Regions from separate parts of the Mus musculus genome. Here region 2 is linked to region 1. A link is a loop called in an ENCODE intact Hi-C map of the cell type or tissue named here. Cell type or tissue: left cerebral cortex. All regions are shown on one strand. Each heading gives the region's core, and the rest is flanking DNA. Links, peaks and the distances in the headings are about the cores only.

The links. Hi-C counts contacts between places; a loop is a spot of excess contacts. Peaks named below come from ENCODE experiments on the same cell type or tissue, not always from the same donor. Only the 100,000 strongest peaks of a DNase experiment are listed, where the experiment ranks them.
Region 2: a loop joins it to region 1, with 2.4 times the contacts of the local background. A loop is called at or near these places in 1 of 42 quality-filtered maps.

What each region holds. Positions count from the first base shown.
Region 1 is chr12:104,837,152-104,841,532 of GRCm38, reverse strand. The region is part of intron 1 of Clmn (calmin); the gene reads left to right. Among named protein-coding and RNA genes, the nearest start is that of Clmn, 26 kb to the left of the region's middle. In left cerebral cortex, for the core only: CTCF peaks have their summits at 2,351 (motif pointing left) and 3,903; DNase peaks (open chromatin) are centred at 2,349, 3,405, 3,918 and 4,215; H3K27ac peaks cover 2,207 bases.
Region 2 is chr12:104,910,333-104,914,713 of GRCm38, reverse strand. No RefSeq gene overlaps it. Among named protein-coding and RNA genes, the nearest start is that of Clmn, 47 kb to the right of the region's middle. In left cerebral cortex, for the core only: no CTCF peak of the experiment used is centred there; a DNase peak (open chromatin) is centred at 2,004; H3K27ac peaks cover 1,274 bases.

The sequences.
Region 1 (4,381 bases), core at 311-4,310:
GCTCCTGCCTGGCTTGTCCTGTGGTACCACTTGCTGATACACCTGTGGCCTCTGCTGGGCAGCTGCCCAGGGTGAAACCTGGCTCTCCTCCACCTCTGTCTCATCACTGCCTGAGGCACAAGAGGCAAAATATTTGTTAACAGAGCGCTGCCTCTGCCAGAAGTGTGGGCCTATTCACCTTACTTTGGACTATGACCGGGCTAAGGATGCCAAGGGCTCTGGCTGCCTGGACAGGAGGTGGAAGGTGCTGGGGAGAAAGCAGCTCGCAGGAGACTTCCAGCCCACCCTCCCCCATCCTCACCATCCTAGCTACATGATGAGATTGGTACCTCTTGTTGGCATTCAGCAGGCCTGAGCATGCTGAGAACTGGCAGGATTAGGAGGCACTGGGCCCACTTTCCCCTGTCCTCCTTCCTACTGTTCCCTGGAGACTGTAATCCTGTGGACGACCCCAGACCTCTGGGTCCCCAACGAGCCTGGGCCCCATCCTCAACCAGGGACATCTGAGCAAGGGCTGAACCTTGTACTATTTTGTTCTTTCCTTTCCCAAGCAGAGCAGGGGTGGATGCCTCTGACCTCTGAGCTGGCCTGGGCCTGTACACCCTACACCTCACTCACCAGGGTCAGGCTGAGCTTGGATACAGAGAGATCTCTGATGAAGACCACAGCTTAGTAGACCAGGGTTGGGATGGGGGTGAGGGGCTTAGATGTGTGTGTGCATTTGAGCTGATTAAAAGACAAATCAGAGAAGGTTTGAAAAGGAGGAAGGGGTGGGCAAGGAGAGATGGAGGGAGGAAGAAGGACGGAGGGAGGGAAGGAAGGAGGGTGTCTTCATTCCCTTCTGTTCCTGTTCGCCATTTTTCTGGCTGCTCCGTTCCCTCACGTGTGTTCCTCTCTATCCTCCATCTTCAGCCTGCACTTGGCTTTGCTGCTCACTTTTCTGTGGTTCCTGCTACCTGGTTTTGGCACACGGCTGGTGTCCTGTGTGGGGACCAGAAAAGTTATGCTCTTGCCTGTCTCATGGCTCTCTGGTACCTGCTGTTCTGAGCTCCTGCCTCTCCCAGTCTTCTTGGTCTCCCTGTCAGCCAGTCCTGGCCCCTTTGAGAGCCTTGCAGGTGCCAGCCCTGGGATCTGAGAGCAGGTGGGATTGGAGGGTGTTTGGTGCCCCTTGAGACTGTGTGAGGACACAGTATTCAGAGACTTGCACCTGAGCCTATTTAAAGTCAAGGTGTGGTCTAGTAACAAGGGGACAGTCAGTGCAGGAGAAAGTCCCTTCCTGGAAGTTGAGGAGCCAGTGTCATGGGTCTCGGGATTCAAGCACCCAAGCTTCTTGCTCTGAGTGTCCTCATATTCTCTGCATCCTTAACCCTGGTGTAATAGGGCAGACTCATGGAGTCTGCTGCATGCTGAGTTCAGCAGCTGCCCTGAGAGCCAACGACTCCCAGTACCCTGGTGTGCGTGCGTGTGTGTGTGTGTGTGTGTGTGTGTGTGTGTGTATGCATGTATACATACATACAGTAATACATCTATATTGTCACAACTGCATCCAATGGCACCATTATCTCATTTTTGCAGATCAGAGTCTGACAGTCCCTGGTGACAGTCAAGGTATTGTTCACCTGGTTTCTTGCTGCCATTAACTTGTAGGGGCCTCTTGCATTCCCTAGCCTGTGGCCCCTTCCTCACCTGCACAGTCAGGGGCATTTCCTCTTCCATCCTCACCTCTGTTTTTGTCAGTGTCCTGCTTCTCTTTGCCTTCCTGTGGACAGTGAGCCTCTTGTCACGGAGCTGGTCGGAGATGGTGCTAGTGAAGTTGGGGCTGTTATTTTAAGCGATTCTAGGAGAGGCGGTGAACTCTCTAGAGACTTGTAAAAATAGCATCCTTTCTGGTTTGCAGAGAGGTACATGTCCACTGTCTACGGATGGTATCAAAAACACAGAGGAGAAATCAAATCATCTCCCTGCACCTGCCTCGTGTGACTCAGTTCCCACGGATGGATTGTTTTTTCTGGGTTTTTCTGATTAGGTGCTGAGCTCAGACTGGAGCTGGGGGGGGGGGCCTGGGGGGGCTGACACTCAGTGACCACGCTGGCTCCTCAACTCTACCCCCTAGGCCCTGAACGCCTTTGGGAGCCGTTCCCAGGCCTGCAGTGATGTGGAACACAGTCATGGGTAGAAATCACACCATGACTGGTAACAGGAGCCTGGCAGGCACCCTATGCGCTCTCTCCTTGCTTTTAGGACATCTGTATAATATACCTTTAATGTCACTTTCCCCTCTTTGTGCCCCCACCTCTCCTGTGCCCAGTGCTGGCTCACGGTGCCCTGTGCTATGAGAGTGCCCCCCTGTGGTGGCTTCTCTGCTCTTGGCAGCTTGGTTTGTCCCTCTGGTCCCTCCAGCTCTGGTCAGGTCTTTGTATCTTCTCTCTCATCCCCACTTCTAACGACATCATCCTGGGACATGCGCCTACCTGGAGAGACACTGGGTCACAGGAGACAGGAATTGAATTCTGGGACTCTGAACCATGACTGGATTGTTTTTTGTTTTTTGTTTTTTTTTTCTGAGGGTGCTACTTTGCAAGAGGCAGGTGCAGCCTCCCCGTGAGTGGGTCCCTTTGGTGGCTTTCTGCTAAAGAAGCATTTGTTCCTGCAAATAAGGAGCCTCCAGGGAGAGGAGGCAGCTGCTGTGGCCAGGGACATTTCCATGGAACATGCTGCTGTTTGGGTTTCATTTCCTTTCTGATGCAGGCTGTGGCTATCAAGGTGCCTTCTTATTAGTGGTAATAAGGCAGGAGCCTTCTATGTGCAGAACTGGGTGGGTGGAAGAGTCTGGAAGGAGCCACTGGCAGGCTTGTGAGGCATCTGGCACCCAGGAGCTGACAGGTGGTTTCCTTCATGGGGGCCAAGCCCCAGATGGACAGGAAGCACCCACTTGTGCTTAGCCCAGAGTGGGTGTTGTTACTAGGGACCAGAGATGATCACAGCCCCCTGTGGTCCACTCTAGCTAGCCAACACTTTTTCCTCCCAAGATGCTTTCTTTTACTGTAGTTCTTGAGAAGAAATGGAGGGTCTGATACTATCTGGTGGAAGCCAGGCGAGTGTGGGAAGCGTTCATGGTGATGGTGACTGTCTTGATCTCCATGAGAGATCGGGCACATTTTCACAGGGTGTCTGCTTTGGCATCAGAACCCCCTGTTCCGAAAGTTCCTGCTTTTTCTGCACCCTTAATTCCACAATAGAACCAGATGCACGGTGCGTCTGCTACACGCTAAAGCCAAGGGCGGGAGGATGGCAAGCGCTTAGAATGTCAGCTGCCCTGACAGTCGGAGCCTCCGTGCCATGAGGTGCTGGGCAGGATACCTCTGGCTGCTGGGATAGATTGTCACGGCCCTCTTATCTTTCAGCTCTGCAGGCCAGAGTCTGTCACAGTCACGGGTGGCATTCGAGGCACTGGCCAGCCTGTACATTGCTATCTCTAGCCTGCAGAGGCCACACTCATTCCTACTGCGTGGAAGTTAGCAAAGCTCAGTGCCTAGAGGTGATTGGCTGCACATGGCTGGCTGGGGGGGAGGAGCCAGGTTTACATGCAAGCAGGGGTTTCGACTGTATGGTTGAAAGTGGGAAAATAGATATTGAATGGTCTTGGGTTGGGGACCATCTGCAAGTTAAGTGTGTGTGTGGGGGGGGGGGATCACTTCTGACTCTGCTGGCTCTAGATCCAGTGGCCTCTTCCTCTGGGTCAGGCTTTTTGCCTCATCCCTGTGGCTCTTGTGCTAGGAGCAACACTCTGTCAGGTCTGCTCTGTGCTTTGCAGCTGGACAGTAGTGTGCTGGCCTCTGAAACCTAGATGCCAATAGCTTCTGTCCTCCCATTGTAAAACATGCAATGTCTCCAGCAACCGATAGATGTCCTGTCTGTGTGTGTGTTTGTGTATGTCTATGTGTGTGTGTGTGTGTCTTTGTATGTGTGTGTCTGTGAGTGTGTCTCTGTGTGTGTTTGTGTATGTCTGTTTGTGTGTGTGTCTCTGTGTGTCTCTGTGTGTGTGTGTCTTTGTGTGTGTGTGTGACACAGGAGTCTTCGAGGCTGGAGCATCATTGCAATCTCTTCTTTCCCTCTCCCTCCTCCCCTCCCTCTCTGCTGATGTCCCTGATCACTGGCTGCTGTCCCTGGTACAGTCTGTGCCTCCCACATATTTCTCCCTCTGCCTGGTGGCCTCTCTGTCCCAGACTCATCAGCTTTGCTTGTGAGGGTGGATCCTTGCCAGCACTGCTGCCTGAGTCCTCACTGAGCTCAGTAAATTTTTATTGAAAGGCTGAGGGACTGTTGCATAGAGCCCCAGAAGACACACACTAGACCAAAGGAGGTCTCCTTCCCACATGGG
Region 2 (4,381 bases), core at 237-4,236, 73 kb before region 1:
CTGTTACCTCTCCTTCCCACTACAGATGGGCTTTTGTAGGAAGCCAACTCTAAGATGGCACAGGTTTCCAGTGTGCCTTTGTGGTAAACAATACCACTGGGCAGGCGCTAGCCTGAATCTGGCGCCAACCCCTCCCGAGCGGGTGCATGCAAATTAGATGCCGGCAGACTGACCAATCCCAGGGGGCCACGAAGCCTTTCCCTGTGCTTGGGGGGCATATAAGCAGACCTCCCTGGGAACCCGGGTTCCCTGTAGCAGCATCAAGCCGTTCCTGCAATAAAGGCTGTTGAGAAGAATCCGACCGTGTTGTGTCTTCCTTGCCAGACGAGGTGGGCGCGACAGGCTTTCGCTGAGATTTTGTTTCCCTCTTTGGAACCCAAAGCAGGTTATATGCAGCCATGTCTACTTCCTGCCGTCCTGGATGCTGCCTGACTCCTGCCCTGGTCTAGCTCAGACCCATTCCCTGCAAGCGGTGTCTTGCTCATCAAACAAGCCACAACAGCATACCTGTGGTGGTAGCACTTCACAGCCTCCCACGAGAAACACTTCTGAGACCTGCTACTTCGATGGCAGGCTCATTCTCTCACCAGAACCTTGAGACAAACTCTGAGAAGTCTCATGAGCAGAATGGAAATGCACACTGGCTTAGTGTAGGAGACACGCCACAGTTGCCTGCGGTGGTTAGAGTTCAGGGGAATGAGAGAAGCAGTTGACACTTGGGGATGGGAGGAGCCATGTCTGGATCACGGTGGAAGACATGAGAACCAGCTATGGCAGTAGCAGCCTTGCTGGCCGACTCCCCCAACAGCAGGCACAGAAGTGCTGCTAACCTCTGCGGGGTCTCTGTGAGAGAGGAGCTGTTCTTCCCATTATACAGAAGGGGAAACCAAGGATACCGTTGTCCTGCTATTTCTAAGCCAGGTCTTCCAGCAGCCTCCAGCCTTTCCCTTCACCTGTGACACCTTCCTGTGTGTCCTCTGTGGGAACAGGGGCCTGAGGCGCCCTACGCTTGCCCCAGGGCCCTAACTAAAGCACAAAGGGTGAGTGGAGAGTGGGTCCCTTGTCCCACAGCCTGGGCCATTATTCATGTCCATCCCTGTAGTCTGCCCTCTGTCCCCAAACCTCCAGATTCTTCTAAGACTCTACAGGGGACAGTTTCATGCCTCTGTCCTGGAAACATTTAGAAATGTCTAGGGACATGATTCATTGTCATGGCTGGGGAGAGGCTAGAAATGCTACTGAATGGCCAACAATGGAGAAGACAGTTGGCTACCCAGGACAAAGAACGAGCCAGCTCTGCAGGTCAAATGCCAAAGTTGAGGGGCCCTGCTTGAGACCCTGGGGCCCAGCTTTGTCCTTGTGTGATCAGTGCCTGGTCCTTAATATGGACCTTCTATTTCTGAACACCTTCTTGACTGGAATCCTCAGAGCTCATTTCTCACCCCACTTCATGCTGGCTGCCCACCCGCCTGTAGCATTCATAGCTCTTGCTGACCTTGCTAGCTTGGCTGGCTGAACACCTGTTTCCTGTCACCATTGCCACAGCCCAGTCCCCCTACCCTGTGCAGAGGAACCAACCTGTATGCCTTCTTTTCTGCAGGGCCATGAAGTTATAAACTTGGCCGTTTGTGGGTTAGCACCAGCTACAGTGACCATGCTCTGCCAAGACACCAAAGAGACCCCTATGTCCTTGGTAGAGGTCTTCTCACCCTGGGACACGCTGTCTAGCCTGGCAGACACCACCCACCCACTTTTACTGAAGCATGAATTTCAGGCACCCAGAGGTTCTGTTCCTTAGAGTCCCAGTGTGGGGGCAGCCCTGGCAGTAGACAAAAGGATTCTGTGACCCATGCCTAAAAATACAAGTATTATCCAATTGTCAAATGTCATTCAACTGTGACAGCTGACTGCCTGACGCAGACAACAGGCCCCTGGCAACGGAACTGGCTCCCTGGGAGTCATTTGCTCTGGATATTAGGATGGATCTAGGTCGGCCTTTGGCAGGCCGTTTCACCGCTCAGTGTTCTGGGTTCTGGGCTGGGGCACAGGCTGGCTCCGGATCCGTGGGAAGAAGAAGGCACTGGGCCTGCTCAGCTGGTCCCCTTTCTTCAGGCTTCCACCCCCTACTGAGATGTCCCTCCTCATGAGAGGAATGAAGCTTTCAAAGTACATTTCTGCTGGAGCAGGGGCCAGGAGGTTAAGTCCACACAGACTCACCCCAGCTTGGGTTCTCAGTAAACAGCAAGCCCCCTTCTTATCTCATCTACTCGAGAAGAGAGCTTTGAATTAGTCAGACAGAACCCTACCACCCCCAGCCTTGTCTCTGCGCTGCTAAACCTAGCCCTGAGAAGTCCTTTCTTCCATGAAGGATTTTCCAAGTTTTCCCTTTCTGCTGGGGTTTGCAGTAATCACCGCCAGCCCAGTGGTCTGTTTGAAAGGTTCCCAGGGGTGCTTCACCAACATATATGCACATTGCACCGTGTTCTTAGCAAGGCAGGTCTTCAGGAGATTCAGTGGGGTGTCAAGGACAGCAGCTTAAGTCCCAGCTCTGCTCCTATGAGATCCTGTGGCCTTGAGTGTGAGCCCCCTCCCTCCCAACCCCCAATTTCTCACCTTTAAAAGGAATTCGGTCCTGACATGGTGGCACAGACCTGCAATCCCAGCATGAAGGATGCTGGAGCAGAATTTTGAATTTGGGGACAGCCTGGGCTACATATATAAAGAGACCCTAAAGTGGGGGTATCTCAATGCCTGCCTTGTGGGGCTCTTGTGATTTATAATCACCAAGAACAACACTGCTGTTGCCACTTGAAATGCTGGCTTCCGCTGTCATCAGCTTCAGGCACAAAGAGCAAGGATATGCCATCAGACCTGAGTCTGTGGTCTGATTCCATTGTTAGTGGGTCTTAAAGGGTATGCTGCGTCCCCTCCCCACCCCCACCCGCCCCCAAAATCCCAAAGCATTGACATTGTAACCCAGTTCTTCAAAGGTGATAATATTTGCAGAGTAGGCTGAGCTCTGAATCTGTCATTCCTGGTATCTTCAAGAAGATGGTCACGTGACAATGGAGGCAGGTGTTGGAATCCTGCATACAACCAGGGACCGTGAGCCACTTGCAGAGGCTTGGAGAGAGTTGTGGAATGGAGTCCCTCAGGAGAATTGAGGCCCAGTGATGCCTTGGTTTAGATGCTCGCCTCCTGACCTACACAGGAATAAACCCCCATTGCTGGAAGCCAGCCAGTTCCATTTGTTAACACCAGCCTTAGTAAAGGAAGCACACTTGTCCCAGCTGTGGGATCCTCCGGTGTGCCCAGGGACAGGGACTGTGCAGCTGTGGGATCCTCCGGTGTGCCGAGGGACAGGGACTGTGCAGATGTGGGATCCTCTGGTGTGCCGAGGGACAGGGACTGTGCAGATGTGGGATCCTCCGGTGTGCCGAGGGACAGGGACTGTGCAGATGTGGGATCCTCTGGTGTGCCCAGGGACAGGGACTGTGCAGATGTGGGATCCTCTGGTGTGCCCAGGGACAGGGACTGTGCAGATGGAACGATGGTGTCTGGTAGGTGCTGAATTAAGTTTACTGAAACCTGAAATTCATGGAACCTTCAGAGAAAGGAACACAGAAGTGAGAAATTCACAACAGATCCAGCCAGCTAGAGGAACCCACCATGGCTCCCAAGTGAGGAATTCTTGTTTCTAGACAGCATGTTGATCTTAGCACACAGCACAGAGTCTCCAGCAGCAGCTAGCACATAGCTGTCTCTGGAATTTGCCATGGTGGGAACTGAGGGAGAAATGTAGGCCTAGTTGGTTGCAGGAGGCCTGGGCCTTGGAGGGACTGAGCAGGGTGCATACAGTCTGAGCTTTTACACTTCTGTCAGATACCATGAGGGCTGTAGTTGTGTTGGCAAAGGCAGGAAGGACTCTAGGGAGCGCCGGTCCTGAAGGCAGCGAAAAGAACCAAAATGGACTCGAACAGTCATCCAGGAAACTCCCCTTCAGACCAGCTGAAGGGCTTGCAACTCCCAGCAAGCTCTCTCTCCTGAAGCCATCACCCCCAGTTCTAGTGTGAGAGGTGGGCCAACTGAGGTAAAGCCAAGGAAGCTACAAGAGGTGCAGGGTGAAGGGAAGGTACCCCCACCACGGAAGGCCTCACTGGGGGCCAGGGCAAGCAGAGGGGGAGGGAAAGAGATTTAGGGATCACTTTGGAAACAACAGGTTGCTTTCAGGCTTTTGCTATCGGGTAGGCCATGCTGAGCACCAAGGGGCACCTCTCTCTCTGTGTCCATACCTCCACCCAACACAAACCGGGAGCTAGGCTGCTAGAATCAAATGGCAGCCCACGCTCAGCCAGTGTCAGACCCAGGATTTGTTACTAAT